3 separate regions of the Mus musculus genome follow, and all the other regions are linked to region 2. The links are chromatin loops, found by intact Hi-C in ENCODE. Cell type or tissue: gastrocnemius. All regions are shown on one strand. Each heading gives the region's core, and the rest is flanking DNA. Links, peaks and the distances in the headings are about the cores only.

What was found. Hi-C counts contacts between places; a loop is a spot of excess contacts. Peaks named below come from ENCODE experiments on the same cell type or tissue, not always from the same donor. Only the 100,000 strongest peaks of a DNase experiment are listed, where the experiment ranks them.
Region 1: a loop joins it to region 2, with 3 times the contacts of the local background. A loop is called at or near these places in 11 of 42 quality-filtered maps.
Region 3: it touches region 2 in a loop (5-fold over the local background); 5 of 42 quality-filtered maps call a loop at or near these places.

The regions. Positions count from the first base shown.
Region 1 is chr1:160,902,410-160,910,310 of GRCm38, reverse strand. It overlaps Rc3h1 (RING CCCH (C3H) domains 1), which reads right to left and starts at 3,900. Exons shown (of 20, transcript NM_001024952.2): 1 at 3,612-3,900. In gastrocnemius, for the core only: a CTCF peak has its summit at 4,100; DNase peaks (open chromatin) are centred at 3,291, 3,503, 3,981 and 4,916; H3K4me3 peaks cover 3,338 bases; H3K27ac peaks cover 3,681 bases.
Region 2 is chr1:160,787,957-160,795,857 of GRCm38, reverse strand. It overlaps Rabgap1l (RAB GTPase activating protein 1-like), which reads left to right and starts at 2,920. Exons shown (of 21, transcript NM_013862.5): 1 at 2,920-3,122. Gm37083 (a long non-coding RNA gene) reads right to left here and starts at 3,963. Exons shown (of 3, transcript XR_003948752.1): 1 at 3,545-3,963. In gastrocnemius, for the core only: no CTCF peak of the experiment used is centred there; DNase peaks (open chromatin) are centred at 2,893 and 3,803; H3K4me3 peaks cover 2,020 bases; H3K27ac peaks cover 2,124 bases.
Region 3 is chr1:160,930,424-160,938,324 of GRCm38, reverse strand. Rc3h1 (RING CCCH (C3H) domains 1) reads right to left here. Exons shown (of 20, transcript NM_001024952.2): 3 at 93-213. Among named protein-coding and RNA genes, the nearest start is that of Rc3h1, 28 kb to the right of the region's middle. In gastrocnemius, for the core only: CTCF peaks have their summits at 2,560 (motif pointing left) and 4,002 (motif pointing right); a DNase peak (open chromatin) is centred at 2,585; H3K27ac peaks cover 1,230 bases.

The DNA of each region.
Region 1 (7,901 bases), core at 1,305-6,304, 110 kb before region 2:
TTATTCTTCACTTTGTGAGAGACTGACCCCTTTAAAGATATATGAAAAATAGACTAATTAGATCCCATCAAATTCCATATTAAGCCCCTAAGTTCTTGAAGACATGGCAGAGTTCTAAATTATCTATAGCATAAAGGGGGGTGGGGAGACTTATCATGAAGAAGCTCAAGTATCATATGACCTAGCTTTAACAACATTAAATATTATTAAAAAGTTAGTTTTAATTTTTCATGAAGTAATTCAAAGGTACAATTTAGTAATTAGATAGCAAACTGTAGCAATGCCAAAAATCTGTCTTGCTAAAAGTATCAATTTCTAGGGGTTGAAGCACCTGTTGCTCTTGCAGAGAACCTAAGTCTGGTTCCCAGGACCCTTATGGTGGCTCACAACCATCTGGAGGATCTGACAGACTTTTCTGACTTCTGCAGGATCAGAATGGTGTACACACATAAACTCATATACATAAAATAAAAAACTGAAGATAAAAAGTATGAATGTTCATATGTCATTGCATTTGAACCTGCTTTAAAAAGCAAACAAACAAAAAAAGCATTTTTTTAAGGATTCAGATTTATACCTTCTTGACCATATAAGTATTTGGCATTGTACAAGTAACAGAAATAGGGGTCAAGTACAATGCTATAAAACATTCACAGCAGGAAAAGAAAACTGTCAATACAGAATGATGCTTCTAGGTTTAATAATGATACACGTAGTAGCTGTAAAGCAGCTACTTTGTATCAGAAGATGTAGGTATGAGTACACTCTTATCTACTAAGTATGTGATCTTTTTGCTATTGACTTAGCTGTTTCTAACTCTATATTCTGTATATGTGAAGTAAGGATAACAATGCAACCACTAATGCAACAGGAGGAGAAGGAGTAGATAAACAGTTTTAAGAATATGCTCTCAGACACTATACACAGACACACATGCATACATACATATTTTGTTTGTTTGTTTCCTTGAGGCAGGGCCTCATTCTAGTCTAGACTCATCTGGAATTTACTCTGTATCCCAAATTAGCATCAAACTTGCAGTGATCCTCCTGCTTTTACTTCTACAGTACTAAGAGTCACTAGCCACAGCTTTGGTTTTTTTGTTGATGATGATAATGGTTTATGTGCTAGGGATAGAACCCAGGCCCTCACGAATGCTAGGCAAGCACTTTACCATAGCCATATATATACTCCTTAACCCTGTAATTTTTACTTTATTTTTTTTGGTTTTTCGAGACAGGGTTTCTCTATGTAGCCCTGGCACAGACACACCCCCTGTTTTGTTTTGCCTTTTTTTTTTTTTTTTACAGGAGTGCTGGGAATTCGAGCTTAAGTCTTTATATCTACTTAGCAAGCACTCTTACCCACTGACATGAGCCATTTCTCCCTCGTTTCTTAGTTGAAGGCTTTTGTTTTTTGAAAAATTAGATTAACAAGTCATTGATGAAGTAATGAAGGTTTTTTTTATAACTTAAAATTTACAAACTCATAAATTAGTTTGTACTTTTTCTAATATGTTTAGGCCACACAATGAATTTCAGTATCATTACAATACACATGATTCTTTGTATCTAATAAAATTCACTAGGAAAAGAAAACTTACCAATCTGAGTTCTTCAAAAACAAAAAACAAAGTGTTCTGAAATTCTTGGCCATCTCCCCTCCCCAAAGTCAAATTAGCAGGAGATATATAATATAAAAATTGTCTCTCCATGATTCAAAAGATCAAAGCATCCATGACAATATTATACTAGGGATACAATATTATACTAGGCATAAAATAAGTTTGCAGATATTAATCTATGATACTACTATACTCACTTTATGTTTTATATAATTATTCACTATCAACTCCTCAATAGAATTAGAAACTAGTACTGCTAATTAAATTTCATATTACTGAACAATACTTTTAACAGTCAGAGATAGATTTTCATTAGGAAATTACCCTAGAAATTGGCAAAAGCTATCAAGCAATATCTTCTTTGTACAAGTCAACCTTCCTTTTAATATTAACTCAGCCCAACATTCAGGATGCTAAGACAGGAAGACTGTTAATTCCTGCCCAACCTGGGCTACATCAAGACCACGTCTCCAAAACAATAAAAGGAAAGGAAGAAACACAAAGACCCCTAGATAGATCCTGAAAGTGAATATTAAGCAGTCTTCTTGAATGCTTTCAAGCTTTTTAATAATTTTTCTGCATACCCACGTAGAAAATGGAATAAAATTTACCTCTTCCCCCTCCATTTGAAAATGTATGTGGTAAATGCCTAGAAAAATTACATTTAGGAGAAATAGCTAACTTTTAAGTATAAAGATATTATTGCAGTATAGCATACTAACATAAAATGAGGTGTCTCATCCTAAGCCTAGCCACTTAAAACAGAACCACAACTGGTTTTTGTTTTTTGAAAACTATCAGTAAAAGTTTCTATTGTCTGGCATTTTGTTGGCTGAATTAGTTTTTTGATACAAGTCTTGTCAAATCAGGATACTCTGCCTCAGCCTCCTGAGTGCTAGGATTCACAGGCAAGCATAACGGCAGGCTAAAAGTATTGGAAATCTTAGAAAGTAGGCTTTAAATATGAAATTTCAAACAGAGAAAAAAGAATCTTCTCCAAATTTTGGGACAAACTGGAAAAAAAATGATTAGAATATGAGACAGACACATGAACTCCTAAGGGAGACAGATGAACCACTTCTCTGTCCTAAGTGCTTCCAGCAGATACCAAAGAGGTTAATGATATCGCCTCTGCTGTACACAATTCAAAATGGCTAGTTAGAAAAGTTCCGCTCAAACCTTAACAATCTGTCTCCGTGCTGCCAATAAGTGGCTTTGTTTCCAGTTTCACGGACTATTCTGGGATGTCAAGAGTTACATTATTGCTGCTTCAAAAAGAGCCCTTGTTTCGGCTAGCTCCCTCGGACCTGGGATGTGAGTACCGTGGTGTTTACAGAGACCTGATGTTTAGAACCTTGTTAGGAAAGGTCCACCCCTTACTACTCCATCCTTTACCAACAACCACATTTTGTGTGTTTTTGTTGTTGTACACTTATAGTCTTTTTGAAAAAGGCACCTGCACATGGTTTCGTCTTGGCCAATAGGGTTTATCTCCAGGAACTCCTGGGAAACCGACACCCTAAAACCCACTTGGCCAAGGGAGGAAGGGGGCTGGGGAGGGAGCAGCCACGCCTGGCAGCTAGGCAGGAGCGGCGGCTGTTTACAGGCGCCTACTCCCTCCCCCACCGCACAGACAGGGGTCCAAACAACATTTCCTGCGAGCAAACTCACCGCCCGCCCGCTGTCCTCCGAGGGACCTCGGAACCAGTCAGCCTCGGACCCCCCCAACCCCCCGCTCCCGCCCCAGCCTCCCCAGCCTTCCCGGCGTCCAGGGCGGCGTCCGCACCGCCCCTCGGCCTACCTACCCCGGCAGGCCCTCCGGGAGGCACGCGGAGGCCTGAGGCCTAAAGGACGCCGGCCACTGACAAGCCCTGGGGCCGGTCCCGAGCGCAGGGCGGGTGAGGACAGCCCCATCCCCGCAGTCGCTGCCTATTGTTCTCGGCCGCGGCCGCCCCGCTCCCCACACTGCCGACCGCCACTTGCTCACCGCTCTGGTCCGAGCAGCAGCTCCTCTCAGCTCCGAGTCCCTGCGGCCGTCGCCACCGTCGCGGCAGCCGCCGCCGCCGCCGCTGCCACCATCGACTCTGACTCTGTCCCAGGCCGCCGGACCACGGCCGTAGCCGCCACCGCCAGCGCCGCCTCCAGCCCCCCACCTGCTGCTGCTGAGGCTGCTCCTGCAGCAGGGGCCATCTTGTTGGTCGGCCTCCCCTTCCTCCTCCGCGTCCTCCGCCGCCCGTCGCTCGTTGTCCTCGTCCCCTTCCTCTTCCTCAGACTCCGGCCCGCCCCGAGACTGGGGCGGAGATGAAGGCGAGGCTCCTCCTCATGGGGCGTGGCCAACGGGGCGGGGCGTGGCTAACGAGGTGGGGCGTGGTCGTCTGAGGGCGGGGCCGGGAGGAAAGCTCTGAGTCACCGGCCCCAACGCCCTGTCGGGAGCGGGCGACGCGCCCCGCCCGTGTCTCGAGCGCTGTCGCGCCCCGAGTGGAGAAACTTGTCCCACCTCCTCCCGGGCCACCCGCCTGGCCTGTGGCCACAGTGCCTTTGGTGCTGGCAGGCAAGAGGCCAGGCGGTTCCCGTAAGCTCACTCCTATGGAGTCTCGCGCTGCCTCTGAGCTTGTCACTTTCTGAGGTCTGGACTCTTCCTCGACTCTAGCATCTTTTTTCTTATATGCTACCTCTCCCCAGCCTCACTCGCGCTTGTGTGTGTGTGTGTGTGTGTGTGTGTGTGTGTGTGTGTGTGTGTGTGTGTGTCTGTGTGTGTGTGTCTGTGTGTGTGTCTGTGTGTGTGTGTCTGTGTCTGTGTGTGTGTGTATGATGGCGTTTCTCTTAAGCTCTGGACTCTTCCTCTTGTATCTGTTTTGCATCCCACCCCTTTCCAGTACCCTGTGTTGTGGGGTGTGTGTGCACACATCTTCGACATAATTCGGTTTAGCCAAATTCTGGAGAACCGAAAGAAACGGAATTCTAATACTATATAGTATTAAATTTATATTCTAATTTTCACATTAAAACTGTCCTCAAGTCAACACCATAAAATGCTCCCCGCTCTCCTTCTGCTTCCTGCTTTGTCTGTGAAAGCAGAGAATTTGTTGTTCTGTCCTTTCTTTTTTTTTTTTTTTTTTTTTTTTTGTTCTGTTTTTGAGACAGGGTCTCTCTATTATATACCCTTGGCTATCCTAGAAATTCTTCTGTAGACCAGGCTGGCTTTGAACTCACAAGAGTTCCATCTGTCTCTGTCTTCCAAGTGAAGGAATTAAAGGCATGGGCCCCATGCCCAGACTGTCCTTTCTTCACTGTAAACTCACCAACATCGATTTAAAACAAACAAACAAATTACTTCCACATCTCACAAGAAACAATTACTGGGTGGCTGTTGGGCTTGTTTGGGCTTTGTTTTGGTTTCTTTTTTTTCCCCGTGGGTGTTTGATTGTTTGTTTGTTGTTGTTTTGGTTTGGCTGGGTTTGTTTTATTCCCGGAACAGAAAATCCTGGAGCCTGGACTGACCTGGAAGTTCTGAACCTCTGCTCCCTGAGAGCTCAGATTATAGGTATGGCCACCTAGCCATACCTGGCCAGGCTTTGGTTCTTGAGACAGGCTCTTGCTTTGAGACCAGGGTGGCCTGGAGCACGTTCACGGGCTCGTCTCTCACCTCATTTTTAATTTTTTTATTTTCTTGGTTTCTCTGTGTAGCTCTGGCTGTCCTGGAATTCACTCTGTAGGCCAGGCTGGTCTTGAACTCAGATTTATCTGCCTGCCTCAGCCTTCCAAGTGCTGGGATTAAAGGCCTGTGTCACCACTGCCTGCCCTGCAAATCCTTCTGCCTCTTAACTTTAGGCTTATAGGTGTAAGACAGCATATCCAGCTCACACAGCTGAAATATCACACATTTTCCTGAACTTGGAAGAGGTTTTTTTGTAGTGATTATAACTTCATGGTGGTGAGATTTCAGCTTATTTTTAGACTTATTCATGCCTTTATTGATTGTGTTTGCTGCTTTGGAGTGAGCTAAATCTGTAATCTCTTAAACTACTAAATACAGCTGTCCCCACTTATCTGAAATTTCTATGATTTGAGTTAGCTCTGGACAACTGTAAACCAAAAATATTCAGTGAAAAATTCCAGAAATAATTCATGAGTTTTCAATGAATTTTTATAATATGTTGTTATAATTGTTCTATTTATCACTAGTTGTTAACTATGCCTAATTTGTTAAATAAAACCTAATTATTCTTATGTAAAAGTAAACACATAGAAGGTTCTGTACTATTCTCCTTCAGTTTAGTCATCTGCTGAACAGTTGGGAACATACCCTAGTCAGATAAGAGCCTGGTTCTTGCAGTAAGCCAGGACCTGATTTCCAGCAGCCCTAAAGTTTAGGCCAGCGTGTTACTAATCTAAACGTTATCTCTTGGAAAGCCTTTCCCTCCTCAAACAACCAGGGGTCAGTCCCCTACTAGGACAAACAGATAGTCTGTTCCTCCTGCCATTCCTCCCGCCTCACTCCTAGGGAACCTTCCACAACAAAGTTTTAGCTGCTGTTGCTAGGCACACATGCCAACCTCTCTGTTTAGGTGAAAGGAAGTAGCCCGGCTTCCATTACAAACAACCTAATGAGAGTTCCTTAAAATAGGAATAGTGCTATACCTCTGCTAGCTATTCCAACTAACAATAAGCTAAATACAGAGGTTCCTCCAAGTTTATTTGAACTACATAACTGAGCAAATACTTGTTGGAAAAGGAAGAACAGCTCTGTAGAAACAAGTGTTTCTAATGAAATGAACCTGGGAGGAGTCATTTAGGTTTTGAATTCTGCAATTAGACTAGATGTGAGATACAGAAGACAATATGTCCCCCGAGACCAAGTCTATTTAAAAGAGATGTGGTAATCTATCAAGGGGAAAGAATTTCGTGTGAATTTTATCCCGAAATTAATAACTCTTTGTAAATTTTAGTTAGTAAATCAATCTCTCTCCCCCTAATTTTTCTAAGTTTTAACATTACTAGGGTCTTCACATTAAGAATTAGAAAATTAAATTAGATGGTATGCTGGGTTTATATGGGCATATAATTTAAATTTCAAAACTTTGGAGATTAAAGCACCCCATGGCGGTGCACACCGTCAGTCCAGCACTCAAGAGGCAGAGGCAAGGGTATCTCTGTGAGTTAGCCATCTTGGTCTATTAGTGAACTCCAGGCCAGCCAAGGCTACCCAGTGAGACCTTGACTCATAAATGAATGGATCAAATCAGTCAGTCAATCAAAACTTTTAAAATTAAATTTAAAAAGTGTATTGATGAAGACAGCTAGGTATGTTGGCATAGGTCTTTGGTCCCAGTACTTTGGAAGCTGAGGCAAGATGACTAAAATTTCAAGTCCACCTACGTAGGGTGAAAGGTCCTAGCCCACTTTTAAAAACCTATCAAATTCCACCAGTTCCTAAGCACAAAATCCCACCAATCCCTGGGCTCTCCTTGAAATCTCACCAATCACCAGTCTGGAAATCCCTGGAAAGCCTATCCCCTATAGAAAGCCCGTCTCCTGCTCAGTTACCAGCTGCCTCTTGCCAGAGCCGCGTCAGCCACCCACATGCCTTTTTCCCCAAGAAATCTCTTGTGTGAGGTTTGTTGTATGGTGTGACTGTGTGGTATTCTTTGGTTCCCTGCTGCCAGAATACCTTTCCTTCAGACTGTAACACTTGTATTGGGGAAACCTTTCCCCTCAGAGCAGAACTGTAACACTTCCATTGGGGAAACGCTCCCTCTCAGAACTGCAACACCTCTGTGAGGGAAAACTTCCCTCAGAACTGTAGTACTGCCACTGGGGAGGCCTTCCCCTTAGAGCTGTAACACTTAAAGCCTGGGCTATAGAGCGAGACTGTATCAAAACTTAATTCATCTTTTTTAAAAAAAATCTGTTCCTGCTGGGCCATAGTGGTATACATTTTTAATCTCAGCAGTCAGGAGCCAGAGACAGGTGGATCTCTGTGAGTTTGAAAGGTCAGCCTGGTCTACAGAGCCAGTTCTGGGATAAGCAGGGATACACAGAGAAACACTGACTCAAAATAAATAAATAAATAAAAAAAATAAAACATATTACTAAGCCAGGTATGGTGGTACATGCTTTTAATCACAGCATTCAGGAGGCAGGCAGAACGGAGAGTTGGAGGTTAGCCTGGTCATGTGACAGGGTCTAGGCTACATAGACTGTGTCAAAAGTTAAGACAATCTAAATGTTTTATAGTCACTTTGTGCTTAGAAATCTAAGCTATTTAGTTTTATTT
Region 2 (7,901 bases), core at 1,078-6,077:
GAACTTGTGATCTTCTTGCCACCATACCTGGCTGGTTGAGTGTGTTCTTATTCTGTCTGAAAGGATGACTTTAGTATAGGCTTAGAATGATTTTTTCAGCTTTAAATAAGAAGGAAGGAGAAAAGTCTTCCTGCCTACACTGTATGTTTTGCTACCTCTCGTTTCTCCTTTCTTTAGGGAGCCAGTTCCATTTTTCTTTCTCTTTTCTTCTGTCTGTCTGTCTTTCTTCCTTCCTCCCTCCCTTTGTGTGTGTGTGTGTGTGTGTGTGTGTGTGTGTGTGTGTATGTGTGTGCTTTCTCTTGTATCCCTGGCTGTCCCGGAACTCAGTAGACCAGACTGGCCTTGAACTCAGAGATTCACCTGCCACTGCCTCCAAGTGCTTAAAGGTATGCACCACCACAACCTAGGTTACCAGGGTTATTTTTCTAATCTTTCCAGTGTCAGACAAACAACAACAACAACAACAAAACAACTCTGAACCAATATAATAGTGGCCAGGGAGTGGTTGTGTGGGTAAGAACATTTGCTATGCAAACATGGAGACCTAAGTTCAGATCCCCAACACCCATGTAAAAATAACCAGGTGTGGCCATGCATGCCTACAACCCCAGTGCTGGTTAGAAATGGACACAGGAAGTCTGCTAGAGCCTGCTGGCTGACAGCCTAGCCAAACCGGTGAGCTGTGGTTCAGTGAGAGACTCTGTCTTAAGAGAATAGCATAGAGAATGGCAGAAGATACTCAGCATCCTCTTTTGGTTTGGTTAATGTATACTTAAGTATAACACACACACACACACACACACACACACACGCACACACACACACACACAAAAGACAAAACAAAAATATAAAAAACCCCTCACATGTTAAATGCATATAAACATGGTTACCCATTAGAGTCATTAGGTGCTTTTATTAGGGCAAGCTGATTTAAATAAAGCACAGAATTTAAACTAATTTTTTAAGTGCAGTGATGAGTTCTCAGACATTACATAAATAACCCAGTCTGGGAAGGGTTCTGGGTAGTAGACAAATCCCTATGAGGACCTTCTAAAATTTTATCAAGTACAGAATCTATTCATGTCATTAAAACAATATCTGTGGGAGAGTCATATGATTCTTCCTTCCATAATATGTATTGAAAAATTCAGACTTGACTGCAAATAATAAAAATCTAAATTCATTTTAAAAATCCTAAGTAACTAAGAAAACATCTTGACTCAGGGAAATGACTAAATCTAGAGGATGACTTCTGGCTTATTTTGAACTCTTTCATAATGTGTCAGCTTCGCCTTCGGGTCAGCTTCCTTCACTGTAGAGGTGGTGGCTTCGTTAACTAAACCCACCCATCTCAGCAGCTAGTGTGAGGAAAAACTCCTTTTCATTCTCCTCCACACACAAGATGTGCCTGGCTGTGTTCAGTGTTTAATATTGTCAGTTTGACAGGATATAGGATTATCTGGGAGACAAGCGTCCAGGCGTGCCTGTGAGGGGTGATCTAGATTAGGTTAACTGAAGTGAGAAGTCCGGCTTTCACGTGAAGTCACACCCTTCTTAGGCCTGGCCTCCTGGTAAACAGGAGAAAGTGAGCTAAGTCCTAGCCTTCATTGTCCCCTTTGTCAAATAACTTCGCTTTGTTTAGAAGATACCTGAAGGCAAATGCTATGTATGGCCTTTTCGTGTGCTGATTTTCTCATAGAGCCTGGCTCAGTATCTACTTCTCGTATATTTACAATGAGACTCTGCAAACGTGGAAGTCAACAGATGATTTGTGTTAATTAGATCCTAACTTTATTAGGTATCAAACTTAAAGCATTGAGTCAGGTTCTGGTTAGGAGGTCTACTCAGGGTACAGAGCTTAACAAAAATACCTTCTGGGAAGGACCTAACACGGAGGGGAAACCCGAATGAGTTGGAACACTTTTGCTATGACACAGCATCTGTAGGCATTAACATTAAGAAAAAGGAGAAAAGAAACTTGGGTTTGAAGGTCCTTTGACAAATGTTACAGGGTAGCTTTTGGATCTGGGTGGACAATAATGACAGACCAATTGAAGTGTTATAAGAAAAGAGAACTTTCAACTCAAGAAGCTACTCTAGAGGTCCAATCTCTGGACACATTCAATTCAAACAGTAATATTTACTGAACGGATACTTTCTATAAGCCAGGTAGGATTCATCATGAAAGGCACAGAAATGGGTGAACAGGTCCCTCTAGAATCTCTAAAATATTTCACAGATTAAGGGTACACATATTTGTGCCATAAACCTGAGAAAAAAAGTTCTTATGAGATTCAAGGAATGTACAGGTCTTTTCTGGCTGCTTGATCTAGAAAGGAAAAAATTCACAGTTCAAAAATTAGTACAATATTTGTGGCAGAAAGTAAATACTTTAGTTTATCTGTCCTCCAAAATCTACTCTCTGAAAGGCTAAAAGGTGAGACCCGGGATGCCTTTACCGTTGGGTTAGCGCTTTCCTATGTAGTCTGAGTCTGGAAGAATCAATGAAGGGGGATGCCTCCAAGCACCTTCAAAGGACAAAGAGTCCCGGTGGAAAAGTTAGTCCTCCGAGGTGACTTACTGGCCTCACGGAATGGAAATATGTAAAACAGGTTTGTTAAGAAAGAATCTCCCCAAAAGGGACTTAGAACTCAGTCAGTGCTGGGGATGATTGCCAGGCACCAGCACGCGTGCTGGAGGAGGTCCTCGCGTGCCTCCGCTCTCCTAGCTCGCCCTCTGCCCTCTGCTCAGGTTTGTACTCCGCGCTTTCAGGGTTGGGGGGGCCAAGCCGAGTCAAGCGAGCCTGTGGACGCGCGCGCGCGCCGCCGACTTAGGCAGAGAAGGCACCTCCGCCCTCGGGAGCGCGCACGCCGCGCCGAGGGGCCGGGCGCGCGCGCTCCCGCCGACCGCCTCCTCCTCAGTCCGCCCCCTCCCTCGCCTCTTCCTGCCGTGCGGTCCTCTCCCCTCCCCAGCCCGCTCCCTCCGCCCCGTTCCCTCCGCCCTCCCTGGGCTTCGGCCGCGGCGGAGTGAACGGGACGGGCCCGGCCGCAGAGCTCTGGGCGGCGGGTGGGACTCGGGCGTCTGACAGAGTTGTTGTTCCGGCACGGCCGCGGAGACGTGAGGTGAGGTGAAAGCGGCCTTCGAGGGGGGCTCGAGGGCGGCCTGACGGCTGGGAGCCGCGCTCCGGGGGGTTTTGAGGTGGACCCGGCTGGTTCAGAGAGGGTCGGGGTGCGAGGCCCGGCCCGGGACCGGGATGCTGGAGCGGGGCGGAAGGCATCCGGCGGGCTCAGCACCGTCGGCCGCCTCCGGGACACCCGGGTTCTCCGTGTGGCTGGCTCGTCGCGGTGGGGCGGCCGGGCGGGAGGCGGGGTTGGCGCCCCTCACCTGGGGCCGGGTGGTGGCTTGGGCGGCCGCCGCCTCCAAGTGTGCCCTCCTGACATTGCCGCCGCCCCCGCCGGCGGTGGCCGGGATGTGGCTGCTGCTGGGCTCGCAGTCCCAGCAACCCCGAGTCCGGGGGGGCGTGTGGACAGGTTTATTTTCTTACCCACTTGAAAGCGTCGGTTGGATCCCGTGTCCTTCCCTCGCTCTTCCCTTTCCTCCGCCCCGCGCACTTTGCTCCGTTCCTGCTGGCGATGCTTGTGGTTTTGCTGTCTGGGATAGGCTGTTTTTTGGGCAGATCTCTACCTGCCAGGAATGCCCCGCTTCAAAGTTGACCGCGTGGGCCCCGACAGACACTCATCCACACCCACGCGCATGTTGTCCTCCGTGTCCTGATAACTGAGTCAAAGTTTCTGAGACCGAGCTGGTACTTTGCTCGGATCGCCAACGGTGCAGGGCTGGGCAGTGCGTCAGCATGTGGAAAGGGGCCACTGGCCATTGGGGAGGTGGCCAGGAGCAAGGAAGGCTGAACTGAGAAGTTCATTTGTGGTCTCAAGACAGTTTCGTTCAGGTGCTTATATATTCTTTTTGGACTTCTCAGAGTTGGTTATATCAGAAAAAGACTCGAATTTAGGCGATCGTTTTTTCAGAACCGATGGTATGCAAATTAAATGAACCGCTAACCTTTAATGGTAAGGGCTTGCTTGACCTGCTTAGTGCTGTTTGGAAACAGATGTCAAAGCATGCATTTTTTTTTCCAATGGACAGTTTAGATGATTTTAATGCATCTAAATTTTCTTGTGTATGAGAAGAGGTAGATAGTTGACTGTCACAATTCAGAGAACACAATTTCCTGAAAACCTTAAGACTTTTCTTGTAGTAGTGTTTACATTTGGCAGCCGCTGCACTTCTGTAGAATGTCCAGTAATCGTGATCAGGAGGTACAGACATGAAGTTTGTAGTCAAATTGGAAGTGGATTCTATTCGTGGAAAATACTAGTTTACAAGCTGCCTGGAAAGGGAAATTGGCCTGTGATTCATTGTCTTAGTTGTGTTCTCTATATGAAACTGACACTGAGGTTGAAAGGAGAAAGGCTAGATGAATTTAATATAGTATATGTTACTACAAAATGTACTTCTTGGGAAGCTAGCTAAGACTTTGAGTTAGATTGATGACCATATTAAATTAGTTCAAGATGTACTCTTAATATACTAAACCACCTGGGGAGAAATAGATGTGATTGTTCAGGGCTTATCTGTGAGCATGTTGGAAAGCTTAATTTGTGCTCTGGGAAGCTGCAAATAAGGTAGGAAGCTCCAATATTATTGAGGAAAATAGCAAATATACAAACAAGTGCAAAAGGTATGGCTGTAGACCTATGGCAGTTTTCTTTCTTTCCTTCTTTTTAAAACATTGGATGGGAAGTTCTGTATATTATGTTTGTGTTGTTCTGAGAATTTTTGCTTGTTTGATCATTCCCTCATGATTTATATCATTAGGGTGTTCTAAAAAATATTTGAAAAGTTGTATTATTTTTGTTGGGGTATTTATTTATTTTTTAAAGATTTATTTGATTTTATGTGTTTTATCTCCACACAAGTCTGTGCACCCCCTCTGTGCCTGGTGCCAGAGGAGACCAGAAGAGGGCATCAGATACCCTGGAACTGGAGTTACAGACAGTTGTTAGCAGCCATGTATGTCCTAGAATTAAAACCAGGTCCTCTGAAGGAACATCTAGTGCTCTTAAACCACTGAGCTGTCTTTGCCTTATTTACTTATTTTTTGAGACAGAGTCTTATATGGTAGCTCTGACTGACCTGAACTTACTATATAGCCCACACTGACCTTAAACTTATAGCAGGCCTTCTGCCTCAGCCTTCTAAATACATATTAGGATTATGGACATGAACCAAGCCCAACTATATTTGTCATTGACTTACAAAGTATTATTAAGCAAGTGAAACAAGAGTTTTCATTTCTGTCAGCTCATTAGTTCTGAATTTGTGACTTTTGAAAAACTTTGCTTTGCCTGAAACTTGACATGGTTTAATTGCTGTATATTTATTTGAACTCTCAGATACTGCAGTGAGGCTGAAAGTCTTAGGTCTGGGGGAGTAGTGAAAAGTGGAAATTCTGTAGTTCCAAGTACAAATATTATATGGGAGAGATTAACAGATTTGCATACTGACTCTGAAGGAAGGAACAGTTAGGTGTATAAAGTTCTTGCACTGGCGGTATAGAACTGGGAGTCTGTTTCAGCCTACCATTTTCTTTTTAAAAATTCTTGATAATTTATTATTATTTATTTATTGTTTATGTGCCTTGCCTGCATGCATGTGTACCATGTGTGTGTTCTTGGTGCCCCTGGAGGTCAGAAGACGGCATCACATCCTCTGTATCTGGAGTTAAAGATGGTTGTGAACTGCCATGTGGGTGCCTGGACCTTTGTAAGAGCAACATGTGCTCTTAACTGTTGAGCGAACTCTCCAGCCCCCAGCCACCATTCTTTAAGTTGTATGGAGATGAGGGCTTCAGGAGATTGAAGTCAAACAATAGGGTAGCCTTTGGGAGTCCCAGCACAGAGCTCTTCTCCTGCCCCTATGTCTTATAGGTTTCAATCAGTTTTTGCATGTTTATAACAGCTTTTAAACATTATTTTAAACATTTAATTTAACATTTAAACATTTTAATGATATTTATTATAAAATGTATTGCCAGAAAACAAAACAAAACAAAACAACAAGAAAAACATCAGACACTGAAATTAACCAGACCCAAAGTATAACTCTTGTCTCATATAAATGATTTAGTTCCAGAGTTTGAGATACAAAGACTGAACATAGGACTTTTAAATTTTTTTCCTAGTCTTTCTCAGACAAGATCTTGCTGTATAACCTATCCTGGGCTCCAGTGCGTATGAACTTAGTCTGAACTCGTGATCCTCTTTGCTTCTTGATAGCTGGGATTTCACCACTATGCCTGGCCAACCCAGGGATTTCTTTAGTTTTAAGCTATTTGTCATGACAAATGGAAACAGAAAAGAAAGAGTTGAACCCAAGTAACGAAGACATACTCATTAATTCTTTTTAAAAAAGACTTAATTAAATTTTTCTTTAAAAAGTTTGCTTATTTTGTGTGTGTTTACATGTCTGTCTGTGTATACCACATGTGTTTCTGGTACCCTTGGAGTTCAAAAGAGGGTATTGGATTCCTTAGAATTGGATTATGGGTGGTTATAAGCCATGGGTGCTGGAAATAAATTGTTTTTAACTCCCGAGCCACCTCTCCAGCCTGATATACTCATTTTTTGACTTGACTGCTGTCTTTTAAGAGTAGACAGGAGTTTTGTCTTTATAGTTAATATTTAAATTGGGTATATGTATGTGGACATTAATGCTATGTGGACATTAGTTACTAAGAATTAATGAATTTAAGCAGACTTATATCTCGACATTTTAATTTTTATATTTCATTACTTTCTATATTGCTTATTCAGCCAACAAGATGCCATAATTGTTTAGATATAGAAATTTCATGCTTATGCTCATTCATTATGGGTTATTTTCTTCTTCTTTTTAAAAAAATATATAGGTTTTGGGAATTTTCCTAGGAAACATGTAGATATAGTTTTAGTTGATTTAGAGTTAGATTTGGGATAAGATTATTAGTGTGCTTGAAATTTTGAGCCTTCTTATTTTCTAAATAGTCGTAAAAATAGAAAACACACTTTTATAAATACTCATGAAAAATCTAGCTACAGGCAGTGTTGTTGTGATAGACATAGTACAGCCAAAAATACATTTAGGAAACTTCTTTGCTCCTTATCCAGTTTAGCATGCTTAAGTAGAACATCAGAAAAGTATTTCAACAAAACCAGTTTTTCTCAGAGTATGAAGTCTAAACAGTAGTTTGTGAACTATGCTGTCCCTTGCCTATTTTAAGTGCAGCAAGTACTATAAGTCTTTAAGAGCAAATTAAGTTAAAAACAAAACTAATTCTAATGGAGAATTCTTAGTAATAGAAGTTCCATTGGAAGATGCAAGCTTGTGTTAAGAATTTTGGGGAAATTAGGAATAAGATATTTGCTTTTTTTAATTGCACTGTTTCTAAACCACATACCTCCTTCCCATAGTTTGTCTTACAGAGATATCATTAGGTGTCTTAGCTGTCTTGTTACTTTCTGTTTTGAAAGGAGATATGAATTGTTATGAGACTATAGCCAAGAATAAGATTTGCATACATAGATACTGGAGATCATTGTACTGAACATTTAGTAAACTGTTTTGACTGTACTCCACTGGATGAAATACTGAATATCTTCTTCATGTTCTCTCCCTCTCCCTCCCCCTCTCTCTTTTGAAATAATAGTTTTGTGAAATACTCTTTATCTTTTCAGGACTGTGCTGATTGGCTGCTGACTTGGAACAGAAATTTCACATATCTCGTTCTACCTAGCTCTGTGTTCAGTGATATTGTTATAGTGTTGTTTGAGTGGTCATAGCAGGATTATTTATACCAGGGA
Region 3 (7,901 bases), core at 1,305-6,304, 140 kb before region 2:
GGGCCAACCAGGGCTACATAGTGAAATCCTGTCTCAAAAAACAAATTAGCAAACAGCTACTTGTTTAGCATGGGTTTTATAACTACATTTACCTCTCGCACTGCTGAGTGGCTTCAGGTACAATGCTAATTCTTCTACACATTTCTTGGCTTCCTCATAATGCTTTGTATCTTCAACCCCACTACACAAAGTAATGGGCTGTTGCTCAGGGATCTGGAGAACAAAAGAAATATTTGAATGTTCCACTTATTTATATTAAACATTTTGCTGAGTACAACTTACCCACTTATAGTATAGGTGCTTACAACATTAAAACTACTAAATTTGCTAAATGTTTTCAAACTTTTACTTGCATATATTATCCATTATTATTTCCATAAAAGCCTTATTAAAAGAATTCAAATACTATATAATTAACTAGATTGCATATATAATTCAATGATCTACAGTATTAGTAAATTTACAGTTGAATAACTATAGCAACTAAATTGAAAATTTTCTTCATCACTCTGCCCCCTCCCCCCAAAAAGAACCTTATCCCTTTATTACCCCGAGACAGGGTCTCGCTCAACTGTGCAGCCCTGGCTGACTTGGAACTTATGCCAGACCCATTTGAAGTATAGGGATTAAAAGTGTGGTATGTACCCACTTTCTTTTTGGTGAGTATGTACAGAAACTAGAGGAAAATTTCAGTGGTTGTTTCTCACATACCTAGAGAAAGGGTTTTCACTGGCCTAGAACTTGCCAAGTAGGCTAGGCTGGCTAGCCTAGGATCTTGGAGATCCCAGGGATCCTCAGCCTTGACAATGTAAGTGTGCCAACACATATCTCTTTGTAATATTTATTTGATATGAATTGGTGTTTTGCCTGCACATGTCTGTGTACCACACATGTAAGTTACAGAAGGTTGTGAGCTGCCATGTGGGTGCTGGGACTCAAACTTGGGTTTTCAGGGAGATCAGTTAGTGCTTTTAATCATGGGGTCATATCTCTAGCTTCCATACCCACTTCTATCTGGATTCTGGGGATTAAAGATTCCATGCATGTAAGGAAAATGCTTGACCAGCTGAGCTACTTTCTTAGTCCTCAATATTTCATTTATTTTAATTGCTAATTATGATTTCATTATTTGAATATAACTCATGGTACTTATGTGGGCTCCAACAGGTAACCTGCTTACATACCATTTAATATACTTACCACATATCACCCACTTTTTTATTTTGAGGTAGGGTCTAAACAACTTGGGAACTCACAAGGATCCTTGAGCCTCAGCCTTTCACGTGGTTGGATTACAGGTGTATGCCACCATGCCCCGCTTTCCCTTTCTTATAGAACCATGGCATTGGGTACAAAGTAGTGCCTCAATGTAGATTTTTCAAAATTAATGAAATGTTTTAGTATATGTGCTGCCGATGCGAGCACACTGAAATGTTTGAGTGTTGGCCATAAATGTTTATTAAGTACAATGTGACTCCCTGATGATATAAGCTTATAATTTGCAATAGTTAAACTAGGCTAATTAAGAAAATTTTCATTTCAGATACTTTGTGGTGAAAATATTTAAAATATTTTCTCTTATATTCTCTCTCAGTCAGTGTGGTGGCATATAGCTTTAATCCCAGCACACTCAGGAGGCAGAAGTAGGCAGACATCTGAGTTCAAGGCCAGTCTAGTCTACATAGTAAATTCCAGGGCAACCAAGGCTACATAGACCCTATCTCAAACATACACAAAACAATCTGCTTTCCCTTCCCTCAACATCCCTCTTTCTGCCATTTGCTCCCTCCTGCCACCTCACTCTGGTTTATATTTCAACTTCCTAGAAGACTAAGGTTGTTCTGTCATAAATTCACATAGTGCTAGGACTAAAGGCATGTGTGCCACCAAAGCTGGCAGGAGCAAACAATAGTTAAGAAAAAAGTTGTTATGGAATTGTGGCAACAGCCAGAGGTATATAAACAAGAAACCAAATTTTAGGCTAGTCACGAGTGGAGTTAGAAAAGAGTCATGTTTCATGGAAAGGCTTTCTCTGTTCTATCTGTGGGAGTTTGATGTGCTTCTGCCCTTGGTGGCCAAGGCTCCCTGCACTATTTCTGGGCTTTCCTGTTTAGGTCACAGGACAAGTCTAGTTGAAGGTAGGAGCCACACATTTGTCATACCTGCCGCTCACTCAACTATGATTCTAAAGAACCAAAGGCTCAGCATTTTCAACTTTATGTCACAAAAAAATATTTTCTAGTTCTTAAACAGTTCCCCATTAGACTTGTGATTATCTAGTCCAGAACTTTTACATTTTGTGTTATTAATAGTAATATTGTCAATATCTTGTACATTTAATTTGCTACTTCCTATCTGGTTCAGAGTCAATGCAAAGAACTTATTCTGTTCTCATCCACTCAATATACACCCCCACCCCAACCCCATCTTCTGAAAGACTGTTAACGAATAAAAATTTAACAGCTGGGGGCTGAAGCGATGGCTTAGTAGTTAAGAGCACTGACTACTCTTCCAGAGAGAGGTCCTGAATTCCCAGCAACCACATGGTGGCTCACAACCATCCCATCAGATGGGATCTGATGCCATCTTCTGGTGTATCTGAAGACAGCTACAGTGTACTCATATAAATAAAATACATGTTTAAAAAAATTAACAGCTAATACTAAGCATGTAAACTGTGTGCAGGAGGCTAGTGCGCGCACGGGGGGGTGGGGGGCACGTTACTGCACACCCTCTTCTAGAATTTGGAGGCACTTACATATATGCTTAAAAATTTAAAGAGCCATCTCTCCAACACTGATTTATTTTATCTGTATGAGTGTTTTGCCTCCATGCATAGAAAGTGCACTATTAGCATGCCTAGTGTCCAAGGAAGCAAGACGCTGGTGTTGGATCTCTAGGAAATACAGTTGTAGAAGAGTTTTTTTTGTTTTGTTTTGTTTTTGTTTTTTGTTTGTTTTGTTTTTTGAGACAGGGTTTCTCTGTATAGCCCCGGCTGTCCTGGAACTCACTCTGTAGACCAGGCAGGCCTCGAACTCAGAAATCTGCCTGTCTCTGCCTCCCAAATGCTGGGATTAAAGGCGTGCTCCACCACGGCCCGGCTGTAGAAGGTTTTAAGTGACTTATATGAGCACTCAGAACTCTGGGTCCTCTGCAGAAGTAGCAAGTTCTCTTAGCCACCAAGCCATCTCTCCAGCCCTGTTTAACTAATAATAAAAGTGTGTATGTATATAAGAAATGTTTGAACTGGGGAGTGGTACCACACAACTTTAACCCAGCAGCTGGGAGGCAAAGGCAGTAGAATCTCTGAGTTTAAGGCCAGCCTGATCTACAGAGTGAGTTCCAGGACAGCCAAGACTATGCAGAGAAACCCTGTCTCAAAACAATACCCTACCCCATTCCCCAAAAAAGGAAAAGAGAAATGTTTTAAGATAGGCTAGGGGTAGATGCACTTAATCCTTTGACAACCCAACCCAATCTCAGAGATGGCATACAGGATGAATAGGTTAGAATCACCGATGAAATAGAATGCAGACTACTCAAACTGAGGCATGCAATTGGCAAAAGCAAAGCTAAAAACACTTGATATTGTACACAATACCAAAGCTAAGTATCTTGGATTAAACTGTATGTAATTTAAACATTTAAAGCTAAAGAACAAACAAGCATTACACACTGAAATGAATAAGTTAATTTTTTTAAAGACTTAAATTTTGTTTTTCCTTTCGTGTATGTGACTGCATGTGAGTATGCATGCCAGATGAGGGCACTGGGCCCTTTGTAGCTGGAATTACTGGTGACTGTGAAAAAGAGCTGCCTGGTGTGGGAGCTGGGAAATCAGTTCAGCAGCAAGAACTCTCCAGTCCTAATCTGTAAAACTTAATGGACTGCTTGCAAGCCTTTGCTTTTCAAGAAGCTTGTGTGTGCGTGTTGTGTGCGGTACCAAGTAGGAGAAAGGAATTTAATAATTTAAGGGGTAGGGGTTACTTTGGGCCACTAGAGGGAGCTTGAACATAGAAATAGAACAGCCAATAGACCCTCAAATTGTCATCCAAATCAGTATTTTCTAAGGAAAACCTGTGTTTTCAGAGCCAAATGTATTATTCAAATATAAAGGTAAACTCAAGATTGAGTAGTTTGAGTTACAACATTTACACCTGGGAAGATATTTTTATAAAAGGTTGAAGCCTAAGAAATGTTCTCAACCACAATGCCCTGTGGGAGGCGCTAATGAAAACACTATCAGTATGAACTTAAGACAGTTTGGAAGAAAGGATGTCATTTGTCTGTGTTTCTTGCTAAGTGCCTTCTGGAGGTGATATTGTGAGTTCCCCTGGATTCTTCCTATTTTCTGTACACATAGTAACATATCCTTGAATATCCAATCGTGTGTGCTAATTTACAGAAATTACTGGGATGCTAGACTTTGTTACTGGAATTTTTAGTTGTTTGTTTTGTTTTTGAGACAAGTTTCACTATGTAATTCTGGTTGTTCTGGAACTATGTAGACCACGCTGACCTCAAACATACAGACTCTGCCTCCCAAACTGTCATTGGCTATTAAAACTGATCTGAGGGCTGGGATGGCTCAATTGATAAGAGTATTTTCTTCATATGCACAAAGACACAGATTTAATCCTTAGCACCACATAAGCCAGGCATGGTGGCACAAACCCATAACCAAGAGGATCAGGAGTTCAAGGCCAGTTACACAGTGAGTTTGAGACCGGCTTAGGATACATAAGATCCTGTTTTAAGAAAAAAAATCTTTGCCGGGTGGTGGTGGCGCACGCCTTTAATCCCAGCACTTGGGAGGCAGAGGCAGGCGGATTTCTGAGTTCGAGGCCAACCTGGTCTACAGAGTGAGTTCCAGGACAGCCAAGGCTACACAGAAAAGTCCTGTCTCGAAAAACCAAAAAAAAAAAAAAAAAAAAAAAACTTTGTTTTTGCAATAGATTTGTGGTGATATCTGTAAATGTCTAATAACTCTCTGGTATAGACAACACAGTGAATCAGTTCTGATGTTTAGGCTATTTTTAACTTGTTGCTTTTAGAGACTGTAGTGATATTCCTCTGCAGGTGCCCCCTGTATGTATGTGTTAAAACTATCTGGTTTGATAACCTGTAAGTGCAGCCACTATAGCTACAGGGTTGTACGCATTTTCCAGAGCCTGACAGATTGCACCCTCCCTAGCACATGCAAGAGCCCTGCATGACCACATGGGACCACCATTCAGACACTGGTTTGTGGGAAGATCAAAAACAAACAAACAAAACCAAAACAAAACAAAAAAAACAGAAACAGAAACAAAAACAAACCCTGCTGTTATCTAAATCTCTATTTTCCTGATTAGCGGTAGGATTAATCATTTTTTTCCTGGTTAAAAACAAACCAAACCAACCAAACAAACAAACAAAACAAAAGCAGTTTCACAGAAGCATTTTAAATTTACAGAAAATGACAAAGACAGTTCAGAGAACTCCTACTATCCCACACCTCATTCTCATTATAACGTTCTCTTTGATATTAATATGCCAATCTGGCTATAGTAATTTAGCGCATTATAGTTAAAAACTCTGATTTTACTCAGAATGCCTTACTTTTGCCTAACAGCCTTCCCGTGTTCCAGCAGCTCATCCAGAATACTTGATTGTGTGTCACTCTTTATAAGGTTCCTTTTGGGTTTTGATGATTGGAGGTTTTAAAGACTACTGGGGATACGTGTTGTATACTGACTTTTGATGGGATCTCATTTTTCTCACAAGGAGACTGGAGTTAGATATGTTTGGCAGTAAGTCCAGAGAGAGAAAAAATACCCTTTTCATCGTAGCATGCTAAAGATTCCCTATCAATATGACTTACTTCTGGTCACATTGATCCAGTTCACCTGACTGCGAAAGCATTTGCTGGATTTCTCTAACATAAATATGTGTATTTGGTGTAGGTTATCCATCAAAACTGCTCTTCAGTCATAGAAATGAGCACACGTGGTACTTAAATGAGCAGGTGGTGAAGCCAGAGATTAAATATTTTTCAGATGATATCACTTTCAGTGATAAAGTTAAGAGATATAATCTGAGACGGCCATCGAGACGGGCCAAAGGGTGAAAGTGCTTGCCACCCACCAAGTCTGACCTGAGCACAATTTCCAGGACCCACATGGTGGAAAGAGAAAGTGATTCTTTGTCTCTGTCCTCTATGTGCTCCCCTCCCCAACAATCATTCAATAAACAAACAAAAATATAATAGTAAGAAGAGAGGTGTAATCAAAAAGAAAACACACTCAAAACAAAACAAAAAACCCACAAGAATTATTCACCACATTATCACACAGGTAAAAACCACAACTCCAGAATTTAACACAGCAGTAGTTAATTGAAAAATCACACTGGTGGTAGTGGTGGTGGTCGTGGGGGGTGTAATTTTACACTTACAGAAAACCTGAAGAGTCTCTAATTTATTCTTCCTTCTTGTATGATTAGTTTTCTTTCCTTTTTAAATTTAAAATACATGATTTAAAATTTAATTTCAGAATTCTATTGGTTATGGCTGTTCCTTAAGTCTTTATCATGCCTGAATTGTGCACATGCAGTTGGGAAAAAACTGTTGTTGTTGTTCTTCTTCTTCTTCCTCCTCCTCTTCCTCCTCTTCTTCCTTCTCCTCCTTCTTTTCTTCTTCCTCCTCTTCTTCATCCTTCTTCTTTATCATCTCTTACCATGTTTTATTTCCTGCTTCCTCCCCTTTTTTTTTCAAACACCACTGTACTTGTGAACATGCTATGCAGTCCTTATCTCTGCTTTAGATAACAGTTGTAGTTATATCAAAATGGTGGTTACATGGGCATCCACTTCCCAAATACATTAAGATGTATTTAATAACTTCTTAAGGGTTAGGGAGACAGCTCAGCAGTTAAGAGCACTTGCTGCTCTTCTGGAAGACACAAGCTCAATTCCCCTGCACCCATATCAGGTAGCTCACAACTGCCTTTAACTGTGATTTCAGGGGATCCAATACCCTCTTCTGGCTTCCAAGGGTACCTGGACACATGGGGTACACAGTTACATTTAAAAAAAATGCCCTTTTTTTTCTTCTTTCTTTTGGAGACAAGATCTCACTATTGTAACACTGCTGGCCTGAATTCAAGAAATGTCTGCCTGTCTTCTACCCAGTGCTGTTAATAAAGGCACATACCACAATATCCAGTAAAAATAAAACCTTTTAAAAGCTAAGAAAGGAAAAAAATCAGTAAGTAATGACTCCCCTCAGGTAAAACAGTGCTCTTTGCCTTTCTTTCTCTATAGACTATGCAAACTGACTCAAACTTAGAAGAAACCTGGGTTCAAAGACTGGCATAAACATAATGGGCTCTAGGACAATGACTTTAAATTTCCTAAATAAAATAAAATCAGAGGCGCAAGAAATAAAATAGAACTATGAAAACTTAAAAACTATAGCTGTATCTTTGTGTTTTCCATTTCCATTTTATCTACATAAAGTCTTTGACTTCTTTTCCTACTGTTATAATTCAGTAACATACCCATTTATTTTGCTCAAACCCTTCTAGCTCTGGCCACCGGGAGCTCTTTCAACCAGCTCTGGTATGCTTTTGACATAGTCCCACTTTGTTAGAATACTTGCACAAGACACTCCATGCTCATTTTAAGGACTTGCTGTCTTAGCCCTTGAATTGACCATCCCTCCCAAGAGTTCTGCTTCCTGTTATTAAATATTGTATTAGAAACCAATATTTAAACAAAAGGCATGTATGCTGCTATTGGGACTATGGTGTCCTTAAGATTATCTTGGCTAATGAGGCTAATGAGGCAAGAAAATATCCAAATCTAATAATCCAAGTATATACATATTTATAAATATTGCTGTATGCAACCATCTATATCTA